Regions from separate parts of the Mus musculus genome. Here region 1 is linked to region 2. The links are chromatin loops, found by intact Hi-C in ENCODE. Cell type or tissue: gastrocnemius. All regions are shown on one strand. Links, peaks and the distances in the headings refer to the core of each region. The heading gives the core; the rest is flanking DNA. Region 1 has its middle 22 kb from the start of Gm36703. Region 2 has its middle 47 kb from the start of Gm46397.

Region 1 (11,747 bases), core at 1,288-9,287, 70 kb after region 2:
TTAAATGAAAAAGGAGCCAGGGCATTAGACTGGATGTGTCCACTTCTGTCACTAAAATAATTCATTTTCATTTTCACCGCTCTTGTTCTCAATGTGAAGGAGAAAAACCCCACACCTTTTTAAAAAATATTTTTATTAGGTATTTTCCTCATTTACATTTCCAATGCTATCCCAAAATTCCCCCATACCCTGCCCCCCACTCCACTACCCACCCACTCCCCCTTTTTGGCCCTGGCGTTCCCCTGTACTGGGGCATATAAAGTTTGCAAGTCCAATGGGCCTCTTTTTCCAGTGTTGGCCGACTAGGCCATCTTTTGATACATATGCAGCTAGAGACAAGAGCTCCGAGGTACTGGTTAGTTCATATTGTTGTTCCACCTATAGGGTTGCAGTTCCCTTTAGCTCCTTGGGTACTTTCTCTAGCTCCTCCATTGGAGGCCCTGTGATCTATCCAATAGCTGACTGTGAGCATCCACATATGTGTTTGCTAGGCCCCAGCATAGTCTCACAAGAGACAGCTATATAAGGGTCCTTTCAGCAAAATCTTGCTAGTGTATGCAATGGTGTCAGCGTTTGGATGCTGATTATGGGATGGATCCCTGGACAGATGTTATACAGACACTAAGAGAACACAAAAAACAGCCCCACACCTTTTAATAATGCTTTTAGTATGTTTCAATAAAAAAGTTCGGATGTCTCCAGTTGCAATGATAACAATGGAGTCAATATGTAAAATGTACAACACACATTCTCCATGATAAGACATTCTCAAATGCTTCACACACGTGGCTCTTTTCATCCCTAACAACAAATCTTCAGCTGGTTGGCTATATTCTCCCTGTCTTTTCAGGTTGCAGAGAAGAGAGCACAGATCGGGTAAGAATTTCGCTTAGGCTTATGCAACTGGGAAGTAATAAAGTGGAATTGTGACCTCTCAGGCTGACTCCAACTCTGTTTCTCCTGCTTTGCTCCACAGTAAATCATTATATCTTATCCCCCCATAGTAAAAAAAGCTCACAAACTATCCCAGGAAGCCCCAAGGAATCCTGCAGATACCACTTCTGTTTTAGAGTTGGGAAATTAAGAAGCTGACTTCCAAGGGGTTGAGTGGCATCCCTAAGTTCCCTCAATGAGAAAAGGCACAATTAGGGTCTGCACCAAAACCATCTGGTTCCTCTCCTGTGTGGCTTCCATGATATAAACTAAAACAAACCTAGATGAAGGATGTGTGTATGTAGTACATGTGACAGTTCCTTCAAAGGTCCCAAAGAACGACTGTTGGCCTCCTTTTCACCTCAAAGACAGTCAAGTTTTAGTGTTTAGTTCTAGTAAAAAAAAAAAAAAAATCACATTGGCTCTTAAAGAAAGGTTTCCCTTCCAAGGCTATGTTATTAAAGCATGAATTAACATGAAACAAAAAAGGATTCCATGGTCAAAGTTGTTTTGGACTTTTTTGTTTGTTTGTTTTGTTAGAGTTGGTTTTTTGTAAGCCCAGAAACACACAGCATAAAAGATGTGAATTAAGTATACTTGAGTTTCTCAAACACACTCCAGAGAGTGCACATCTATGCAGGCCTGCATCTGCAGGCATCTGTGTTTACGGACTGAACAGTATGTGCGCAGGGCAGGTTGTGCTAGGGGATTAACTCTGACGAACAGCATGCCACAGATGTTTTACTGAGAATGGATGGTGGTTGTATGCACAGATTCCTCCTAATACCAGTGTTGATAACTTTATGGGTGTGTGCAGATTGGAGGAAGGAAGAGGAGATGAGCAGAGGGCAAATGTAAAGCAAGAGAAGAGCGGGGAGGAAGAACTCGGAAGGAAAGTATACGTGTCCTTTGCACTGAACTCTCCTCTTGTTCCCACCTGTTCTCGGGGTGAACATGCAAGACTGTTGTTGACTTAGGAATGGAAAGCCATTCCTCTCTCGATTGCTTGTAGCTTTTTAAGCTTGTTTAACAGCTTTCATCTTAGGCCCCGTGTCTTAATCTTAGTTCCTTCAGATTCTGATTCTCCATTCGTAATCTTTCCCATGCGCTATGGGCATCCATCTATTCCTCACATGTTCCCATTCTCTCCAAAAAATTATTAATATAATAACTTTACATTTAGCATTAGCCCAACCTTTGGGAGTAGTAATGACTGGGAATGATAACTTCATGAATAATAGACATAGATGCTCATGTTTAAATAGAGAAAACAAACAAACAAAAAAAAACACTAAAAGACAAAGGCAGAACTGTAGCAGAGAAATACCGGGAACAAGCAAAAATGGCTGTCTGAGCATAAAAGGTAGAGACTATTATAAAATTTGGAGGGTTATATTCTTATGTTGATTATCAAGTTTATGATAAAATATGACACACTTCACTAACAAATGCATTTGAACGTAATGCCTTCCTGCTTTATAGATGGCTGCCTGACTAGAATGTCAAGGAGGGGACATCACGAGAAAATGAGAGGAAGCTGACAAAAATGCTGAAGCAGGGGTATAATGGGAAGATTTCAACTTGAGCTTTGATTGGATGGCTAAAAACAAATAAACTACAAAGAAAGATCGATGACATAGTTAATAAAGTTGACTGTCCAGATGAAGCTTTGTGTATCTTACAACAGAAAATAACGGATTTGTTTCACAAGCCTTCATGGAGTTGCTGTTAGTTGAAGAATCACGGTACTAGTGGTTCTTCATATGCCGGTTTGCCTTTTATTGCTGTGATAAAGCATGGCGTTAGACAAACTTGGGCAGGGAAGAGCTTGGTTTAGCTTATACTTCCAGGCAAAAGCCCATCACTGAGTCAAGTCAGGGCAGGAACTCAAGCAGTAGCTGAAACGGGAACTGTGAATGGTGTTGCTTCCTGACTAACTCCCAGGCTCATGTTCAGCTACCTTTCTTACACAGTATCCTGGCCCCCTCCAACATAAATTAGCAATACAGAAAATATTTGAGAGCACACCCATAGGCCATTCTGATGGAGACAATTCTTCAGTGGAGGCTCTCACTTCATAGGTGTCAAGTTGGCAACCAGAATTATCAGGGAGCCTAACTTAAGAACAGGGTTTAAAGAAATAGCTTTCAAAAAATTCCCAGATGTCCCTCAACAGAAGAATGGATACAGAAAATGTGGTACATTTACACAATGGAGTACTACTCATATATTAAAAACAATGAATTTATGAAATTCTTGGACAAATGGAAGTATCTGGAGGATATCATCCTTAGTGAGGTAACCCAATCACAAAAGAAGTCATTAGATATGCACTCACTGATAGTGGATATTAGCCCAGAAACATAGAACAAGATACAATTTGCAAACACAAGACAATCAAGAAGAGGGAAGACCAAAGGGTAGATACTTCATTCCTCCTTAAAACAGGGAACAAAATATCCATGAAAGGAGTTACAGAGACAAAGTTTGGAGCTAAAACAAAAGAATGGACTATCCAGAGACTACCCCACCGGGGGATCCATCCCATAATCAGCCAACAAACCCAGACACTATTGCATATGCCAGCAAGATTTTGCTGAAGGGACCCTAGTATAGCAGTCTCATATGAGGCTATGCCAGTGCCTGGCAAGTACAGAAGTGGATGCTCACAGTCATCTATAAGATGGAACACAGGGCCCCCAATGGGGAAGCTAGAGAAAGCACCCAAGGAGCTGAAGGGGTCTGCAACTCTATAGGTAGAACAAAAATATGAACTAACCAGTACCACAGAGCGTGTGTCTCTAGCTGCATATGTAGCAGAAGATGGCCTAGTCGGCCATCACTGGGAAGAGAGGCCCCATTGGTATTGCAAACTTTATATGCCCCAGTACAGGGGAATGCCAGGGCCAAAAAGTGGGATCGGGTGGGTAGGGGAGCAGGGCGGGGGGGGGAGGGTATAGGGAACTTTCAGGATAGCATTTGAAATGTATATAAGGAAAATATCTAATAAAAATATTATAAAAATTGTTTTGTGTGTGTGTGTATGTGTGTGTGTGTGTGTGTGTGTGTGTGTCTGAGTCTTATTATGTAGCCCTGGCTATCTTGCAACTCACTATGTAGAACAGACTGGCCTTGAACTTACAGAGGGCCACCTGCTTCTCTCTCTTGAGTGTTGAAGTTAAAGGAATGCATCACCATGCCCAGCTGAAGAAATGGCTTTTAATCTGGGACTTGATGATGATTCAGCACTTAAGATAGCAGTGGGGAAGACTCTTTCAGACAAAAGGAAGTGTGTGTGTGCTGTGGAATAATATGGAAAGGGTGAAAGTTGAGGTACACTTTTATAAACTTGGTGGTAAGATAAAAAAAATACTTTATACCAGATTGCCAATCCTGGCTCCTTCTCATCAACTGTTTTCTCTAATAAATTAAGTGGGAGGTTTATGGTGAGTATAAGTACTCCAAAGGGAAAAGAAACAACCCCCCACTCAATGCATATACGAATCTAGGGGCTAAGGGGTTAACAATGTAGGGAAATGTTAATGGAAGGTATCAATTTCAGAAACCTGATCTGTGGAGTTTCTCAGAAAGGCCTTCTACAAACTTGCCAGACATGCGAGTCCTAACATCACGGTGAAAGACAGATTATGATTCCATAGGTGTAGGGTTTAACTGGAGAATCTGTGTTATTTAAGGTCTCAGCTGGTGCTGATGTTGCTGGTACAAGGAGTTCCACCTTGGTGAGCAGTATCCCTGCTGACTAAAATGGACTGCCAGATTTGAGAAGTACTTAGCTGCAAGTATCAATATTTGTGTCATCCTGTCTGCCTTTTATCCACTAGCTTATCTATCTCTCCTATTTAATTCTCAGCTCACAGAGCCCTTCTGCTCCAGAAGGTATAGACAGATACAATGTAGTAATGTGCCTCTGACATGGCCCAATAGCAGTTTCTCAAACTAGTTTGCAACAGCATCTTTTGGGGCCATTACCTTATAGGTAGGGTATTGAACCTGTTCCAAACATAACCTAGGATGCTCTCTAAAAACCTGTAGTTTCCCTGGCTCTGTGGATTTTAGCATGCTTATCTTTTTCTTCACAGCCAATATCCACTTATAAATGAGTATATACCAAAGTTGTCTTTCCAGGTCTGGGTTTCCTCACTTGGGATAATTTTTTTCTAATTCTGTTTATTTACCTGCAAATATTGCAGTATCACTGTTTTTAAACAGCTGAGTAATACTCCATTGTGCAAATGTACCACATTTTCTTTAGCCATTATTTGGTTGAAGGACATCTAGGTTAATTCCAGTTTCTGGCTATTATGAATAAATCTGCTATGAACATAGCAGAACATGTGTTCTTGTGGTATGGTTGGGCATCTTTGGGGTATATTACCAGAAGTGGTATATTACCAGAAGTGGGTCTTGAGGTAGATTGATTCTCAATCTTCTGAGAAACCACCATATTGATTTCCAAAGTGGCTGTACAATTTGCACGCCCACCAGCAGTGAAGGAGTGTTCCCCTTGCTCCACGTCCTTGTCAGCATGAGCTGTCATTTGTGTTTTGATCTGACAGATGTAAGATGGAATCTCAAAGTCATTTTCATTTGCATGTCCCTGATGGCTAAGGATTTTAAACATTTCTTTAAGTGTTTCTCAGTCATTTGAGATTCTTCTGTTGAGAATTCCTCTTCCTGGGTTGCTTCATCCAGCCTTGATGTGACGGTATGTACCTGATCTTATTATAGCTTGGTATGCCGTATTTGGTTGATGTCCCTGGGAGGCCTGGTCTTTTCTGAGGAGAGGTGGGGCAGTGAATCTTGGGGAGAAAAGGAAATGGGAGGGGAGAGGCTGGGTGGAGGGAAGAAGAGGGAAACTACAGTTGGTATGTAATATGTGAGATAAGAAAGTTTTTAAAGAGAAAAAAGACATACATGCATAGAGAGAGAGAGAGAGAGAGAGAGAGAGAGAGAGAGAGAGAGAGAGAGAGAGAGAGAGAGAGAGAGAGAGAGATCATGGTTTCCAAACACACAGGAGTCCAGGACGAGAAGTATTTAGGATCTTACCTCTCACCAAGCTTGGTGTACCACCGAGGAGTAGCAGATAGTGGGTCAAGCCGTGTTCACTCCCTCCCCTCTTCTTTTCTTTTACCTTAGAATTTATAAATCCTTTATCTAGAAAACAGGGACATAGAAAACACACAGAAAAGTAAGAAAGGCAAGGCTCATCCTTCCACCGAAAAGCAAATTTTCAGAAAGTACTTGAAACTATTTTTTGTCCATATATTTTGTTTTACTTGGCTTAGCCCTACATCAAACTATGTTTATTATACTGTATTAGTTTTTGGAAGGAGGAGGAGGAAGAGCAAAAAATTCATTGCCATCCCTTATGATTTAAATATAAAATGTCTCCCATAAGCTGTTGTGTTTGAACAATTGGTCTCTGGGTGGTGGCAATGCTGGTAGGTGGGATTTGGCTGGGGGAGATGGGTCACTAGGGATAGGTTATTGAAGTTATAACCACATTTGCTTCCGATTCCCTTCTCTGCTTCTAGCTGTACAAAGATGTTAACAAAGCATGCCACTAACTTTCATGATGCCAACTCCCTGCTGTGGAGAGTCACTCCAGGCACAATGGGAGGGTACGTGCTGATACTGTCCCCAACTGATACTGTTGCTTCTGTAATATTTAGTCACAGTGACAAGGAAAGTAATGAGTATGTTACATGAATATTTGATTCCTGTACTTTATATTATTAACTTTTAAGATTTCATCTCCCAAACAATTGTTCCAAATGTAAACAACTTTACATTTCCTTGACATTTCTGAAGTATTTACAGAAGTGCTCAGTTTCATTGTCATATAGTTAAATGCAATTACTTTTACAAGCTCCATGAGGTTAATATGTTCTATTCTTGATCTCTTGTCAAGATGTGAAGATGTTTACATTTTCACAGAGGGATTTTAAAGAGGGATTTTAAAGTACCTGTATACTGACTATCTAGGTTTACAGATTTTTTTTCTTTTAAAGTACCAGAAACATCATTTTCTTGCTTATGGCTTTCAAAACCATGTTCACCTTCTGTACTTTATTTAGTGAAGCATGTGACTCTGAAACAGAAACACCGTGTTTTACTGTGGCGAGCTGATAAGATTCTGATGGAACATGTATTGCTGATAGGAGCATGGCCATATCAAGGACTCCAATGCCTCAAACCCAGGAGAATGGAAAAACTTTTCTCAGGTCATGTTCAGGGGGTGTAGCAAAGCCACTTCCTGGTCCCTGTGTGGATGTTGACATTTTAACCATAGCTTCTTTCTCCTGGTGTTTACAGCATGAAACTGTCCCCTAAAGAGACATCCTCTCCCCTTTTCCTTGTTCAGCTATGTAAAATGAACCTGCCTTCTCAATGCAGACACATAAGACATACACTCTGGAGTTTCTGGGCTATTGGCTGATGCAACTCCATCACTTTACATGGTCCATGCAAGCTCAGCTTCTCAGTTCAAGTTGGTGTGTCTGTCTTTTCTTTATTTCCTCAATTCCCCTGTCAGGTTAACCCCAAAGCTCTGCAGGCTGTGGCATTTTATAGTCATCATTACTCTTAAGTACACTATGTATGCTTTATAACTTAATCTCTGGGTCTTTTTTTAATGAAAAGATAGTTCATCTATGATTCTTCTTATTATGTACAGAGGATAGTTCATGTATGTTTCTGCTTATTATGTATAGAGAATAGATTTAAAATCCATTTGAATTTTCAGTTTATGAATAAATATTGTTAATTGGAAAAAAATACAAGCTGCCTCCCCAACTCCACAAAAAGCCCTTACTGTTTAATAATGAATATGTAGTAAGGATCCTGTAGTTTAATCAATTTTTCATTGGTTTCATTCTATTTTTAAAAAGTGACTCAGACCCTGCGTGCAAAATAACTCAACGACAGCATAAAATCTGTCTTCTTACTCTTGGGGAGTTTGTGGGGCCTTGGGATCCCAGATATTTGTGACTGCTCAGCCTTGTTATGCATGGAGGTGTATTCTTCTTACCCAGGGCACTGTGTAGGAGAGAAAAGACTGGCATACAAAATACATTTAGCTTTTACAGAACCCTAGCTAGAACTCCTGGTGTTCTGAAAATCGATGGTCAGATTTTATGTGGCCAAAAGAGCATGGAGTAACTATTAAGGAGTGTGTGGGTAGCTACTGTATGACTCAGTGAGGTTGAGGTGGGAAGAAAGGAGCATTATTGTTTATCAAGACCTTCATCCTCAAAGAGTATTCTTCCAGAGTACCTGAAGTGACTCCCAAGCCTGAATGCCCATCTCCACATAATTGCCTCATTTGGAGCTTCCATTTTCTTAAGTTTATATATATTTAAATTACAGTAGTTGAAATCAGTTGAGGACTAAGGAACAAGATATTCTCAAATGTTTTTCTTTGTTCTTTTTATGTAGATAGCTATGTGAATGACATCAATTTATAATCTAGAGGTCAGATTACATGGGTAGATAATCTCAAAAAAGCCATTGAAGACAGAAAGAACCCGAAATATTTCCAGTAACATTCAAGAAGAGGGAAAGATGTTAAGTAATCACTGACAATTTGACATTGTTTTGGAAGATTGCATCCCAAACTTGGGACTTCGACTATCTTACTATAACAGCTCAAAGCTCATAATTATCCTTGATTCTACAGTGGGGCTATAAGCATTTCCATAGGTGACATATATTTTCAAAACATAAATATGCTTATTAGACTTCTTATATTTGAGAAGTACTGACAGACTGTGCTTTTATTTTTATTGTTTTGAGTGTTGCAGGCAGCTACACCCTTCAGTGTCTCATCTCCAATTCTTTGGAGACAGAAATTAGAGTCAAATCTTTCCAGGAACCTGAGACCTCTATTTCTAGCCACTACAAGTTGAGATCACATTATCTAAATAGGAATGGATTTGAACTGCATGTTCCCTTTCCTCTTGAGCAAGGCCTATTGAGCTTTCATGATAATGACAGAATGTGTCCTTGGATGTGTTTCTGCCATGGTAAATTACCCTATATTTGAGTTCTTGAGAAATATGGTGAGGTCAACCTGCCTTGGCTTTTCTTTGAATTGCGCTTTTATTTTGAGTTCTATGAAGAAATCTCAGTTAAAATTATGTCTAACTTCCTAAAATACCCATTTGCTAAGGGAACACAATGAGTTAAGGCAAAAAGAGAAAATCAAGTACTCAGCGGCTATGCCAGTGAAGCCAGACATCCGTTCAAGGATGGAGACAGAAGGGATGCAGGAGGTGAGGAGGAGGATATGGAAGATAGATGCTGAAGCATGAAATGAGAGGTGAGAAAAAGAGACTCAAATCTAGGGCTCTGTAGTAGTGGGAAATAAGGGGATGGAAGCAGAGCAAGAGCTCCTTGGGAAGAAAGGAAGTAAAAGCATACATACATCAGACATGAGAAGCCACCACTAGGAAAATAGTAATAGCACCAGAATTTGGGAAGACAGACTTGGAGGACTAAAAAATTATTTGGTTATAAATTCAGAAATAAGCTTGGCATTTCCACCCCAGACACTGGGAGAAATACAGAGGAAGGATAGCTGTTGTACGTGTTTAAGTGTCAAGATAAGAGTTGTAGGGAAGGAGAGAACACTAGCAAAGAATATAGCCATGTTTTCTACAAATCCAGGCAGGTAACGGTCCGGGGAGCATGCAGCTGCAGCTGACATGTGTGTGGGACCATTAGGAAGGGAAAGGCAGGTGAAGCAAGGTGCAGGAGAAGTCTGTGCTGGACTTTCCATCTCTGTCAGCTACCTTCAAACCGTATGCCTTTCTTTTCTCTGGAGATGTGAGATGTTCTATCCTGACTCTGCAGGTTCTTTAAACAATGACAACTTTAAAAGACTCCAGATGGCTTTGGAAAAACTGAAAGTCATCCAGGGTGCATGATAGTAGGCCTTTGTAGATACCCCATGTGGAGCCAGTCCAAAAACTTAATTTTTCTTTGGATAATGTCCTGGGGATAAACTGCATGGCCAGTATCCAAAATAAAACAAAGAGAAAAGCCCAATAGAAAACACAAAACAGCAATAACAATAATAATGATAAATAAAATCATAAATCAAACAAAATAAAAAGTAAGCCAGCACTAGTCTACGTGTATGCAGGAGAAGTGATAGGCTGTTTGCTTAGAGTTATTACAGCTTCGCTGGCCTTGTTGTTTACTAATCTGTTCTATTGTTATGGAAGAAGATAGTAGGCAAAGAGACCAGGTGAATAACTCATCCCTTGCTTCTCAGATACCAATTTATAGGCCTGTCCATTGATAGATTTGCTGCATTCAGAAATTTAACCTAGCCTTGCATCATTGGGAGTATATTAGAAAGACTTATAGATGTTACTTCTTTTTTCTAAAATTTAGTTTACTACTATTGAAAGTATCAATTTTCAATGGAAAAATTCTCTGGGGGGTTATGCTGACATGAAGAGAAATATAAGAAGTTCAGTCTATTATTGTGTTAAGTTCTTTATAATAAAATGGTTTATGTTAATTTTCAGGCTCCCAAGCCCCTGTTTGATCAGACACGTTGTTAGAATGTGATATGGGAAGAAGAAAAGTCTAGGCCTTCCTTGGCAGGACATTAGCCAGGCATAAACTTAGGGGAAAATAGTTTATCCGTAACACCATCTTAACATCAGTACATCTTGTGTTCCATCTATGAACATGAGGCATGACGGATAGATAATACTTTATTTAATACCACGTTAACATCAGCATGTTTTGTGCTCTATCTGTGGTCTTGAGAGTCAAGGGATGGGCTGGCTCAGCTGATCAACTTGACCCACTTACAATACCTTTGCCTTGGGATGAGTTTTTCAACCTCTTCTAGGGAAAAGAAAATAACAGCTTTGAAGATTCTTACTAGAATTCCTGGCCTTCTTTAGTGAAATAAAGAGTGCAAGAGCATGTTCTGCACCATAGAGGCTCCTTACACTTAATGTACAAGCACTGTCCGAATTGATGAATAGACAAGTAAGGAAATATAACACACTTAGTTGCTATTTATTTATTTTCATGGAAGTTTTCAAAAGGGTAAGGGAAGCTTGCAGGTTCAGAGTGGACTTGAACTACATTTTGGTTAATAATAGACCAGTATGACTATGAGTAAATATGTAGACACAGGCAGAAATATTCATCTATATAGTACAGAGATAGAAACCAGAAAAGAATGTCTTTCTGGAGAAATCCATTATATAGTGACAGTTGTCCCTAAAAGGAAGAGGAAGTCTAGTGTTCACCATCAGCATTTCTGAGGCAGAGATAATTTCCTGTCCTTGGCAGTTCAGAGTCTACCTTCACACCTAAGGCTTCTGTATCACTGTTTGCTAAAGAATCCCTCTATGTACTTTACGTTAAGCAAAATAAATATGAAGAAACCAAACCACTACTATTAATTTCTAATTAGGCTGATAGCCTAACTGTCTAACTTCAGTGCTGTTCTCTGTTAAAAGAGGTTGATAAATTGAGACTTTTTCCTGGACAGATTGAGAAAGGAGCTATATGGCAGCAGCACTCGTATTTTGAGTTGAATTCCTTTCTCTCTCACCAAGCACTTACACAGCACCAAGATGGCCTGTATCAGCTGGAGAAAAGGTATTCACACTGTGGGAAACCTGGTGGAGAATAGAGGGGTACCATCAGTGGGATGTCGGGTGACACTGAACTGAGGTATGCTGAAGAAAAGCAGATAATGTGGACACAGTGACCTACCCTACAGCTGTCACTAAGGCCACCTCAAGGTGCATGACCAACAA
Region 2 (11,747 bases), core at 2,401-10,400:
GAACGATTACTTTATTGGCCTCTCAAATAGGATGATGGGACACTTTTTTAAGTCCTTTTGATCTGTGGCAGGAGAAACATTGTTCCATTTGAAAGCACGGCTGTTATTAAGAATAATAGGACTGAAAGTGGCGCCCAGACCTGGGGCATCCCATCATGATACAATTTGACACTACATCAGCTCTGCAGCAGGTGCTCTGCTGAGTGAAGTTAAAGTAGGGCTTCTGCCCTGTGGCCCAGATCCATTTTACAGCCATTATTATGATTTTTTTTTTTCAGGGCTAAATGGCCAATTGTGCAGTTAGGTTCTTGCCAATGCATTTGTCTGCAGTTTCAGCATCCATTTTTGTAATGAGCGGTAAGTACAAAATTGAACAGGAAGAGGGAAAATAAATGAATCACAAAGCTGGTGAGGGGCCCTTGAAAGTTCCACCCAAGTGTAGGTAAATGCTATAGGTGACGTATTTATGATAGCAACGACAGGGTAAATGGATTGAATTGGTAGATAATTGGGAGAGTATGTGGGGAAACTGAATGACTATAATGGATAAACGCGGAGCACAAATGGAACAAGTTTCTGATGTCTAAATTGGGTACAGCCAAGGCCAATGCTGATGTCATGCCAACAGAGAGCACAATTTTCTGGGCCAGAATGTTTTAGTCTGTCACAAACATGTGGTTTGAAGCGTTTTAAATTTAGTGATGCCTTTTAGGCAGAAATGCTGTAATTAGTCAGAGGAACATGGTGCAGGTGGAGGTAATGTATCTCTGAGAGGGCCTAGGGACCATGAACAAACTTTGCTCATCCCGGGGAAGAGGATGTGTCAACACTTCCCTCTGTGGCATCTGTTTTTCAGCTATCCATCTCTGTGACAGAGTACTGGAGACTAACAGCCTACAAGGATGAAGTATCTCTTTTGGATCATGGTTTCATAGATATGTGCCCATGATTATTTGGGCCCGTGTTAAGGTAGAACATTGTGTTATAGGAACTTACTCACCTCTCAGTAGTGAGGAGACAAAGGATGGAGAAGAGGAAAGATGTCCTAATATCCCTGCTTCATCTGCCAATGTTATTTGTATGCGTGCTTTCTGGGCTGGCGGTTTGGTATTGGAAAGATTGTTTCTTCCACTCTCAGCATTCCTTAATTGCCTATGGTTCTTTGTCTATGGGTGAGGTTCTGTGCTCCACCCCCAATTCACCGTGGTATGTCTATTATTGTTGTCCTTGTTCAGTACGTGCTTTGACGGTCATGTTGCTGAGACTATAAGACTATGGACATGCTTTCTGGCATTACTAGAATACACATTCTCACAGCAAACTCCCTGATCTTCTGGATTTTATTGCCTTTGTGCCTCTTCACTTTTCTGCAATCTTTCCTGAGCCTTACTTAGGTTTTAGGGGTTAACAAAAGCCCAGCACCAGGGTACGAGAAGTCATTCTCTGTGTTGCTGTTCAGAATTGCCTGAGACTCCCAAAACATTACAGTCTATTGCTGTTGTCCTAGGTTGTCCTCAGAGATAGAAGGTTAAGTCTCTGCTGCTAAAGACACCATTAACATCACACATAGGATTCTGGAGCTCCCTGAGGTGAAAGTGAACTCTACAGACTTGTCCACATAACCACAGAGAAGTGTGACCCTTTTCCTGCACCAAGGGAGTATGCTCTTTGCAACAGATAGAGATCATTACAGAAAACCATCACTCAGTCATGAATCCTTTAAGTCACGAATCTTAAAGGAGAACCTACAACCTTTTTCTTTTTTTAAAAAAAATAACCCACCCAGTCCATTCTGTGTTACCCATGTACTTTTAGGGTGTGGGTCCATCCATTAGATCAGTGGTTCTTAACTTTCCTAATGCTGAGACCCTTTAATATAGCTCCTCATGTTGTGGTCATCCCCAACCATAAAATTATTTTCATTGGTACTTCATAACTGTTATTTTCTACTGTTGAGAACTGAAATGTAAATATCTTATATGCAGATGGTCTTGGGCATCCTCTGTGAAAGGGTTATTTGATGCCTCCCAAAAGAGTCACAACGCATAGGTTGAGAACTGCACTAGAGCATGGTTGAGATATCAGGGGCCAAACCCTTAAAGAACACTGATTGACCATCCCTCAAAAGCCCTCAACTGTCAATTGCTCCTCAGTGAGAGGTGAGAGCTCATTAATTGCTCTCACTCCATGGGAGGACATTGCCTGGCTTGATCTTGTACAATTCTTCTGGGAGATGTTTTTAAAATATCTTTTAAAAAATGAAACAAAGTGTGAGACACGGAGACTGGGATCATAACTAGCTCTCTTTCCTTCTTTACGGTCCATAAATAACTAATTAAGCACATTTCCCAATTATAGGCTGACAAATTAATGAAGACTTCATTGTATATTCCTTATGGGTTAGCACTATGGGACATTTCTCATTTTCCAAAGGTTATTTATCTCCAGTGAGGCTGACTTTTAGCTGAATGAATGTTCTGATTATTTTGATTTATGACTCTGAATTTAATACAATATATTTAGCAATAAAAACAATGAGGGAAATGACTTAATTAGATCTAAATCTGTAGATCCTTCATAAATGTCCATAATAAAAAACAAAAACAAAACTGATTAAAATCAGCCTGTAATTTTTATTCTTTATAATTTTCCAGGAAGTGGTAAGAAGTAGAATTACATATGTACTAAACCTGGGACGTTCTTCTGGAATTTGTTTTTAGATAATCCTTTGACAAGATTACCCATTACATATGGCATATATATGAAGTTCAAGATACCTGAAGTGAAGGGATTATTTATTTATTTACATCCCAAATGCTCAACTCCCTCCCAGTCACCCCCACCCCCCACGGAGACCCAAAGAAGTTAAACAAGAAATAAACCGCAAGTAAGAATGCTTGAATCTCATTTGGAAGGGGGGAATAAAATAGTCATAGGAAGCAGAGGAAGGGAGGGAACTAAGTGGGAGAAAGTGGGGGAGCAGAAGCAGGTATGGGGCCGGAGAGAGGGCTTGAGGGCCAGGAGAATGAATGGAAATCTGCAACTGCCAGGGGTCGGGTGGGGGTGAGGGTGGGGTGAATCTCCAGGAAGTCCCAGAGACCTGGTATGGGGGAGGCTCCTAGGAGTCAATGGGGGTGACCTGTTTGTCTTTTTTTTTTTTCCTGTAAATTTACACCACTTTGAAATCATAGTGATTCCCAAATCTTTTCTCTGGTTAATTTTTTTTTCTCTTTTTCATAAAAGTAGAATGAAGAATACAGGAAAAGCAAAACAACAACAACAAACCCCCAGTAACATAAGGACCAAAAGCCAGCTAGGCAAGTATGGGTGACATGCAGGCACTGGAACAGCCAGGGAAAGCAGGCTGGCGGTGCTGGATTGATCGATGTCCTTCATCATTGATCTGATAGAATACCTGACAAAGCCGCTTAAGGAGGGAACAGCTTGTTGGCTCCTGGTTTAAGGCTATACAGTTCATCAGTGATTGATGTCATGGCAACAGGAGCGTGGGGATGCTGGTCACATCCCACCCACTCAGGGAGCAAAGGGTTGGTGCTCAGCTCACTTTCTCTTTTCTATTTACTCTGGGCCTCCAGCCTGTGGTACAGGACAGCTCACAGTTTTAGAGGGTCTTCCCAGTTTAATGGAACTAATCTAGAAAATAAGAGATTTGCATGGTGAGTTATAAGTCCCATTACATAGACTCGATTACCTATCACTCTACACACATGTGCTAACACACACACACACACACACACAATGAAGACTAGAGAATGAGGAGAGTTTGTCTTTTTTTTTTTTTCTATTAACTTACACCACTTTACAGTCATGGTAATCCTCCAAATTCTTATTTAGAGCTATAATATTATCATGGCCCATGAAATGTTTTCCTTTTTCCTCTAATCTGTTGATAAAGGCAGGGTAATCATTTTATTTTTCTTTTCTCCTGTGTTGATTATACAGCTACTGGTCCAAGAATCCATACATAAAAATGAAACAAGCTAGTGATGTAGCTTTGTGTGTATGTTTGTGTGTGTATGTCATGGTATGTGTGATAAGGCATATATGTGCGAGTCAGAAGACAGCCTGTAGAGTTGCTTCCACTATGTGGCTCCCTAAGATCCCACAGAAGTTCTCAGGCTAGACATCTAGCTTGCTGAGCCATCCATCTATCTTGCTCCCCCCCCCACCCCCAGTACAGTTTTAAATAATATATTTTCTCTAATTCAGCACCACTCACAACCACTAATCTCCACTGATATAATTTTTGCCTTTCTGAGTATATTGCAGAAACAGCACCTAACAAGATAAGTAACTTTGATACTGGTTTCTTATAGGTAGTACAATGTGCTTAGAATCGGCCAATTTTGTTTTCTGCATTGGCAGCTCATCCCTTTTCATTTTGGATAGCACTCCATAAAGGAAAAAGTTCTGTGGAAGGCATTCAGGTTGCTTCCGAATGACACATAATAATTTGTGGCTATTACAAGCAGGTGTGTTACCGACACTCACGTATAAGCATTTGTGGAAATACTATTTTCATTTTTTCTAAGATCTATACCCAGAAATGAGATTTTAGTGCTATGTAATGATTCTATATTTAACTATTTTTTTCAGAGCGAGCATTTAAATATGCATAAGCAAGATCTCAAATTTCCAGTTGTCCTACATCCTTGTCAGCACTTGGTATTGGATCTTTTCTTTTAGCCATTTTAATAAGTGTGTAGTGGCAACTTATGGGGGTTTTAATGTTGTTGATCCAGTTAAGTGATTGTTTACCACTGAGCATATAAGTTTTTCATTATTTATTTGTACTTTGACAAGTGGTTGTTAGTGTACTCATGGGATGCAATGGAGTATTATGTTGTAGAATGATTAATTCATGCTAATTAATCTATCACCCACTATACTTATCCTTGGTATGTAGTGAAAACCTTTGAACCTGACAACTTTGAGGCACCAACTTTTCAGTCATTGTTATTTACTGTGGCCATTCATGCAAAGTGGATCACTAATTCCCTTCCCCTTCTGTGTGGATGAAACTTTGTATGTATGACTAATGTCTCTCCTTTTCTTCTCAGGTCCACAGCCCGCTCTTCTGAAACTGCTCTCCTATAGTCCTTTCTCCTATAGTCCTTTCTCCTATAGTCCTTTCTCCTATAGTCCTTTCTCCTATAGTCCTTTCTCCTATAGTCCTTTCTCCTATAGTCCTTTCTCCTATAGTCCTTTCTTGGAGTCTAAATAGAAGAGAGAACAGGGGGTATTTGTTGAATTTTCAGAGGGACCTTTGTCAGGTCTATATTTGCAAATATTTGGTCTTCAACTTGTTTGTTGTCTTGATACTATTTTCCACAGAATAACATTTTTTCATTTGATGAGCTCTAACTTAGCAACTTTCACTCTCACAAACTGGTTTTGATGTTATTTCTAAGCACTCATTGACAATCTCTTAGAATATTTTCCTGCTTTTTACCCTGAAGGCTTATAATAAATTTTGCAAATACATTTCTGTCCATTTGAAGCTAATCTGTGTTTAACATAGAGGATTGGGCCTGGTTTCAATTTTTTTGCACGTGTAATATTGATTATTATAATATATGTAAACGGACCTCTCATCTTTGGGTTGTTTTTTAAAAATGTTTGCTAAAATCTAATGTTCATTATTTATTTGGATATTAGCCCTTTATCAGATGTGGGGTTAGTGAAGGTTTTTTTCACAATCTGTAGGTTGCTGATTTTCTTGACTTATGACATTTTTAATCATATAAAGAGTGTTTCCCCCCTTCTTTGCCCAAGAATATATTGTAAGAGCTGTCCCCATCTATAAAAGGAGTATGACTCATGGATATTACTGGATCATCATTTCCTCTGCTACATAGCTTCTCCACCCCTGGGCCTTTATAACATGCTCCCTGACTTCCTTTTATTTAATAAAGAAAAGGGTTCGGCCTAATAAAAGCACAGCTATTTAGCTATGTAAGGCAAGGGTTTGGAAGGAATTAGAAAATAATCTTGTGAAGGCAATAAGCAGGTTATTAGAGTAGGCTGGGTTTCTCATGATCACAGAATACTGAAACCTATTGTATCCATTCCCTAGGTGTTGTTCTTTCATGAGACACAAGGACATGCATTGTTTTAACTACAGGAGGTAGCTGGACACAATATTGTAGAAAATGTTTTATTAGTATATCTTGTTGAGAAGAGGGAGATTGCAATCTTTTCTCCTACATCATCAATATCTGGGGGGTAATTTTATGAAAGATGGAAGTGGTTTGTTTCTTTGCTGGGGGGGGAGGGAGGTGTCCAGTTGTTAAGGACAAAACGAACCCCAATTACCATTCACAACTTACAGGCCAGTGCTATCTCCTATTTCCTCTCTCCCTTTCCTACCTTCCTCTCAATCTTAACCAGTTACTCCCTCCAGCTCCAGAAATTTGGTACTTTTAGAGACCATTGAGCAGAGCATATGTTCAGTCAAGAAAACTGATTCAAAGTTCTCTTTTGCACTAGACAGAGAAAGTAAATAAGAAGGAAACTGGGTGTTATAAGGAAAAATGGATTTGCATTAGGAAGTTCTAGTCATTGAATCAATTTGCAATGAAAGCTAAAACCCCGCACATTACCAGTTTGGTAGGACTCCCATGCTTGTGTGGCCTGGTCTAGGGAGGGGTTCCTGTGACTAGAAGTAGGACTTATCTGGAGAGTAGAAACAGAAGAATTTGTACCAAATATGAAGAAAACCAGTGGTCTAGACTAAAGGTCACAAGTCTAGCAGTGGGGAGGAAAATAATTTAAACTATAAGAAAGCATAGAACTACTGCCAATTGAGAAAATAAATGGCTTATAAACAGAAGTAGCTAACCTCAGATAATATGAGGTTCCTTAGGGGTCTGATTTATATATTTGTTCAGGGAGGACTGAAAGCAATCTCTATAATTGTTATCAAAATTCTCTTTAATGGTTTGCTATCTTGAAAAGTTTCCCTGGTGTCTGCATGATAGAAACTGGCCAGCCCTGGTCATTGCCCTTTCTAGACCTAGTTTGCAGTGATTATAATTTTAATACTTAGAGCAGCTTCCAAATGTAGCCTTCTGTCCTGATGGGTGCTGAAGCTCAGAAGTAAATCAAGTTGACCTGATAACTCAATCTCCATGCACGCCGGACCACAGAGATCTCATGAAGAACGCAATGTTCTCTTCTGTATAATATGTGGCAGAGCAATTGAAGTGGGACAACTGTTAATGAGCTGAGAAGTTTATTTATTAAATATGAATCCGGTTTTAACCATGGAAATAGATCTAAGAGTCTTAGGTTTCCAGTATTATTATCTTGGGCACATATTTGCATGCGACTGTTTCTAGGTCAAACTAGCACATGCAGGCTAAGATCCATGCTGGGATGTTTTAAGTTCCAGTGTAAATGTCAATAGCAAAGCAGCAGAAAATCAAGATGCAGCGCTGTGATGATTCCATGGTATCCAGACCAGCTGGTATGTGCTTCTAATCTTTTTCATCCAGATCTTCAGGGTAATGTGAATACCTAACCACATCAAAGGTCCCCTAGATGTGTGCTGTTTTCCTGATCCCAGTGAGAGAAATCTCACTTCAGTCTAAGCCAGTGAGTCTCAATATGCCGTAAATTTACATATACCACAAACTCAGTAAAATAAAGACAATGTTGTAAGAGTCTATCATTCTTAGTTTACCAGAGCTATATATAGCCCTTTGGAAAATTATATTTTTGTTCATATAGTCTAATATGTATACACACACACACACACACATACATATTCTGTTTTAGAGAATTAAAATTCATTAAAAATGAGAATTACTGTTGGGAAATTTTGAATGTGCTGACACAGAATAAAACTGATATTTTATGTGGCTTTTATGATTAGTTTTCTAAATTTCCAGGATTGTGAAATTCCAAACCCTGGGAGTCATTGTCTTAAGTCCTTCGGAAGTCAGAACGGTTATTGCAGAGTAAGAGAGGCATCCTTAACTCTACAAAGAGCACAACCCAAACTTCTCCATGGAGTATTAAAAGGTATCTAATAAATAAAGTATATTTGATATGAATTATTCAGTATGTTTCTTAGCCCATCCATGATCAGTATGTCAGCTGTGTAGAAATTAAAAAACAGGTTGATAAATGGGCCGCCGGAGAATGCAGGGTGTAGCAAGCAGCTAGAGCTTCAAATGAATCAGGGTTATGCCATCGCCAGGCCAGTAAAGAGTTGCAAATTTTGAAAGGACTGGTCTCAGGGACATTTTTTGAGATGTCATATAATATGGAATAATGTCGCTGATGTGATTCAGCTTGCTTTGTGAGAAGAGCACTGTATGAAAGATTTAAAACAGTGCTCCAAGTTCAGACTCACTCCCCTGAGAAAAGTGACTTCAAAGTTTGTAAGAAGAAGTGGGGACAAAGAAATCCTAATGTTTATTTTTAGAAATGCAAATCCAGTAGAAACAAATGGAAACATAGCAAGCCCAGAATGTACATATACATCCTAGTTGGTTTCTGTTGCCATGATCAACACTGAGGGGAAGGGAGAGCAACTTAGACAGGGTTGGAAGATTTTATTTGGACTACATTTGTATGTTATATTCTGTCATCTAGGGAATCAGGGAAGCAGCTGGATCTTGGAATTTGGAGGCAGGAACTGAATTAGAGACAGTTGAAGAATTTTCTGCCTTGTTTAGCTAGTACATATTATATTAAATGTATAATAATCATATATTACCTTATTATATGTTAAAATGTATTATATAATAAATATAACATAATATATAATGTATTATTAATGTATTTGCATGATATAATATTAAATAATTTGTTTATATTCTATAATGAATAAATAATATGTATAATATGTAAATAATATGTATTTCATTTATATAAATAAATAAAACCAAGGCTTATCTCCCTAGGGAAGAAATAATCCAGAGTGTGTTGGCCTCTCTTACATCAATCAGCAATGGAGAAAATGCTCTACAGACATGCTACAATCCACCATGATGCAGACAATTCCTCTTTTGGGAGCCTTCTTCCCAGGTGACTTTGGATGGTGTCAAATTGCTGTGTAGAAGTTTTGAGATCGAAACATATCATCCTGCAGGAAAGCTCCTTAAGACCGGAAGTAAACAACTCAAAAGAGTTTCAGGAAATCCTTGAAACTGACCAGAAACACTAGGCTCTTCCTCCCCCAACTTAAATAGCAAAGATCGCTGAGAGTCACTCTCAGACAAGCCAGTCTGGAAAGGTGACTGTTAGGCAAACTCAGCCACCAGGAAGAAAGAGCAACCAGCCACACTGCCAAGAAGAAGCAAAGACAAAGCAAACTGCCCAGAAGAGGCTCAGACCCACTGATCACCAGGAAGGCACAGTCTCCAAACTGCTGAGGTGCCTGAGGCTGCGCAGTGTGCTCGGGGCTTCTAGATTTTGTGAGCTGTCATCCGTGCTGGGTGGGCGTTGGTGAGGCAGCTGGTGTTTGAGTCATTTCTGCTTCTGTTAAAGGTAACCCTTCACCCACATTCCTGTATGTAGCCCCAGGAAAACTTACTGGGTCATTAAACTGGGTTTTGGTGGTATCCATGCTTTGGTCTACTGTACGTATCCTATGTGAAATGAGTACATGTTGTTGAGATAGTCTGTTATACAACACACATTTAAAAACGCTAAGCCACAAAATTCATACATACATACATACATACATACATACGTACATACATATATACATGTGCATGATTTCTCTACATTGTCAGAATTCTCCAACCAACAGTGCTAAATGATGATGATGATGATGACGACGACGATGATGATGTAGGTCATTTCTGTCCCTTGGTGATGCAGAGCAGATATAGGCCAGATTAAACCAGACTAAAAGCAAATATAAGTTTATTAGGTGCTTCCGCCCCGTGCGGGTTCAGCAGTCCCAAAGAACAGGGCTGCGGAAGTCGTGCACCCTGACTTAGGATGGGGAAGCGTTATAGGCTATAGGTAAAGGGTGATGACGTGTTAGCCATAAGCTGGGTTTGTGCCCAAGTATGGTCAAGACCTGAGCACTTGGGCAGAGATCTGGGTGGCTGGCAGCCTCCGGGGAAGAGGCTGCCACAGCTGCCAGGAATGCTGACCTGGGTCCTTAGAGACTTTCCTTTGTTCAGAGGGTTTTTTTGTTTTTGTTTTTTGTTTTTTTTAGTAGTAGTAGTAGTAGTAGTAGTAGTAGTAGTAGTTGTTGTTGTTGTTGTTGTTTGCTTGTTTTGTGCCTTTGGGGTTGGGGAAGGAAGGCAGGCAGGGTTTCCTGGCTTGTGCAGGGGCAAGCAGGGGTTGGAGCCGAGCAACAACAACAGTAATAAACATGCCCATCTTGGCACTGGTGTCAGTTTGGGCTTCCTGAGCTCAAGGGTCATGCATCAAGCTTTGTGGAAAGTTTGGTGGAAAGTAATGGCTTCCTGTGAAGATGTGAGGTCCCGCATGCTCTCCAAGTCAATGTCGGAAGCTGTTCCTCTCACAGGCCCACAAATCATGGTTACTTTGCACATTGTGCCTTGCCTTTGTACACCACTGGTTTATATATTGGGTATATAGCAGATAGCACTGCATAGTTTGAAAAATATAGGGTTTTTTTTTTTTGTTCATCTGTTTGTTTAAAATCAGATAGCATTCTCTCACCCCCCCCCATTTCTTTTTTCCTTCCTTTCTTGACTTTGTGTTATTCCCCTCCCCCTCCTCCTCTTCCTCCTCCTCTTCTTTCTCTGTCTCTCCCTCTGTCTCTCTCTCTGTCTCTCCCTCTGTCTCTCCCTCTGTCTCTCCCTCTGTCTCTGTCTCTGTCTCTGTCTCTGTCTCTGTCTCTGCCTCTGTCTCTCCCCACAAGCTTTCTCCTGGTAGCTAGCTGGGAACTCACTGTGTATATGAGACCGTCTTTATGTTATGCATTCCTCCTGCCCCAGCCTCCCAGGTGCTGGAACCACAGACAGGTGTCAGCACACCTGGCTATCAGGTGGCCTGCACAGATGGTGCCAAGTACGAGGTAGACATTTCCAGGCCTTGTTACCCAGCACTTTGTCCTCCAGCTCCACTAGGAATCTATCCTCTTTTTCCTTCACCGTGCACTCTCTAGAGAGGCTTGAGCCTTAGGTCAAGAAGGTCTCGGGCTTTCTGCTTGTTTAAGACTTGATAGCATCATTTTGGGGGATGCATTCTTTCTAAAGGGAATTCCTTGACCATTCACTAACTTCTCCATTAACCCCAAGCACTTTAATTGGTCTCTGTATAGACTGCATTGAATGTTACCCCATGGATTGTTTGTTTTAGACTCTGAGGTCTTTATGAGCCCTCTGGGGACTAATATTTATTTGCCATTGGAATTTGAGAAAGGAAGGACCTCGCTGAATTGCTTCTGAAAGCCTTTTCTTTGGGAAACAAAAGGCCCCCCTCGTATTGTGTGAGTGCAGCTTCATGTATCAGCTCTTTATCACACACAGCTGCTCTATTTTAATTCTGCGGTTCTCAGAGAAAGACCTTCTGCTCTAACCAACGTTTTACTAGTGTTCTGAGAATGGCATGGTCTGCAGAAGAGTTTTTTAACAAAGGAGACCCCGAGACTCTGCAAGTGTTTCCCTATAGCTGATAGTAGGGTTATTGCTTAAAAAAAATTTGGGTCTCCTATCCGTGTGCATTTATGCACATGTGCGTGTGCATGCACACACACTGAAGGAATAGAGTCTGTAACGTTAGGGTGGCCT

What was found. Hi-C counts contacts between places; a loop is a spot of excess contacts. Peaks named below come from ENCODE experiments on the same cell type or tissue, not always from the same donor. Only the 100,000 strongest peaks of a DNase experiment are listed, where the experiment ranks them.
Region 1: it touches region 2 in a loop (2.9-fold over the local background); 4 of 42 quality-filtered maps call a loop at or near these places.

The regions. Positions count from the first base shown.
Region 1 is chr13:102,321,569-102,333,315 of GRCm38, reverse strand. No RefSeq gene overlaps it. Among named protein-coding and RNA genes, the nearest start is that of Gm36703, 22 kb to the left of the region's middle. In gastrocnemius, for the core only: no CTCF peak of the experiment used is centred there; no DNase peak of the experiment used is centred there; H3K27ac peaks cover 1,891 bases.
Region 2 is chr13:102,393,012-102,404,758 of GRCm38, reverse strand. No RefSeq gene overlaps it. Among named protein-coding and RNA genes, the nearest start is that of Gm46397, 47 kb to the right of the region's middle. In gastrocnemius, for the core only: no CTCF peak of the experiment used is centred there; no DNase peak of the experiment used is centred there; H3K27ac peaks cover 2,980 bases.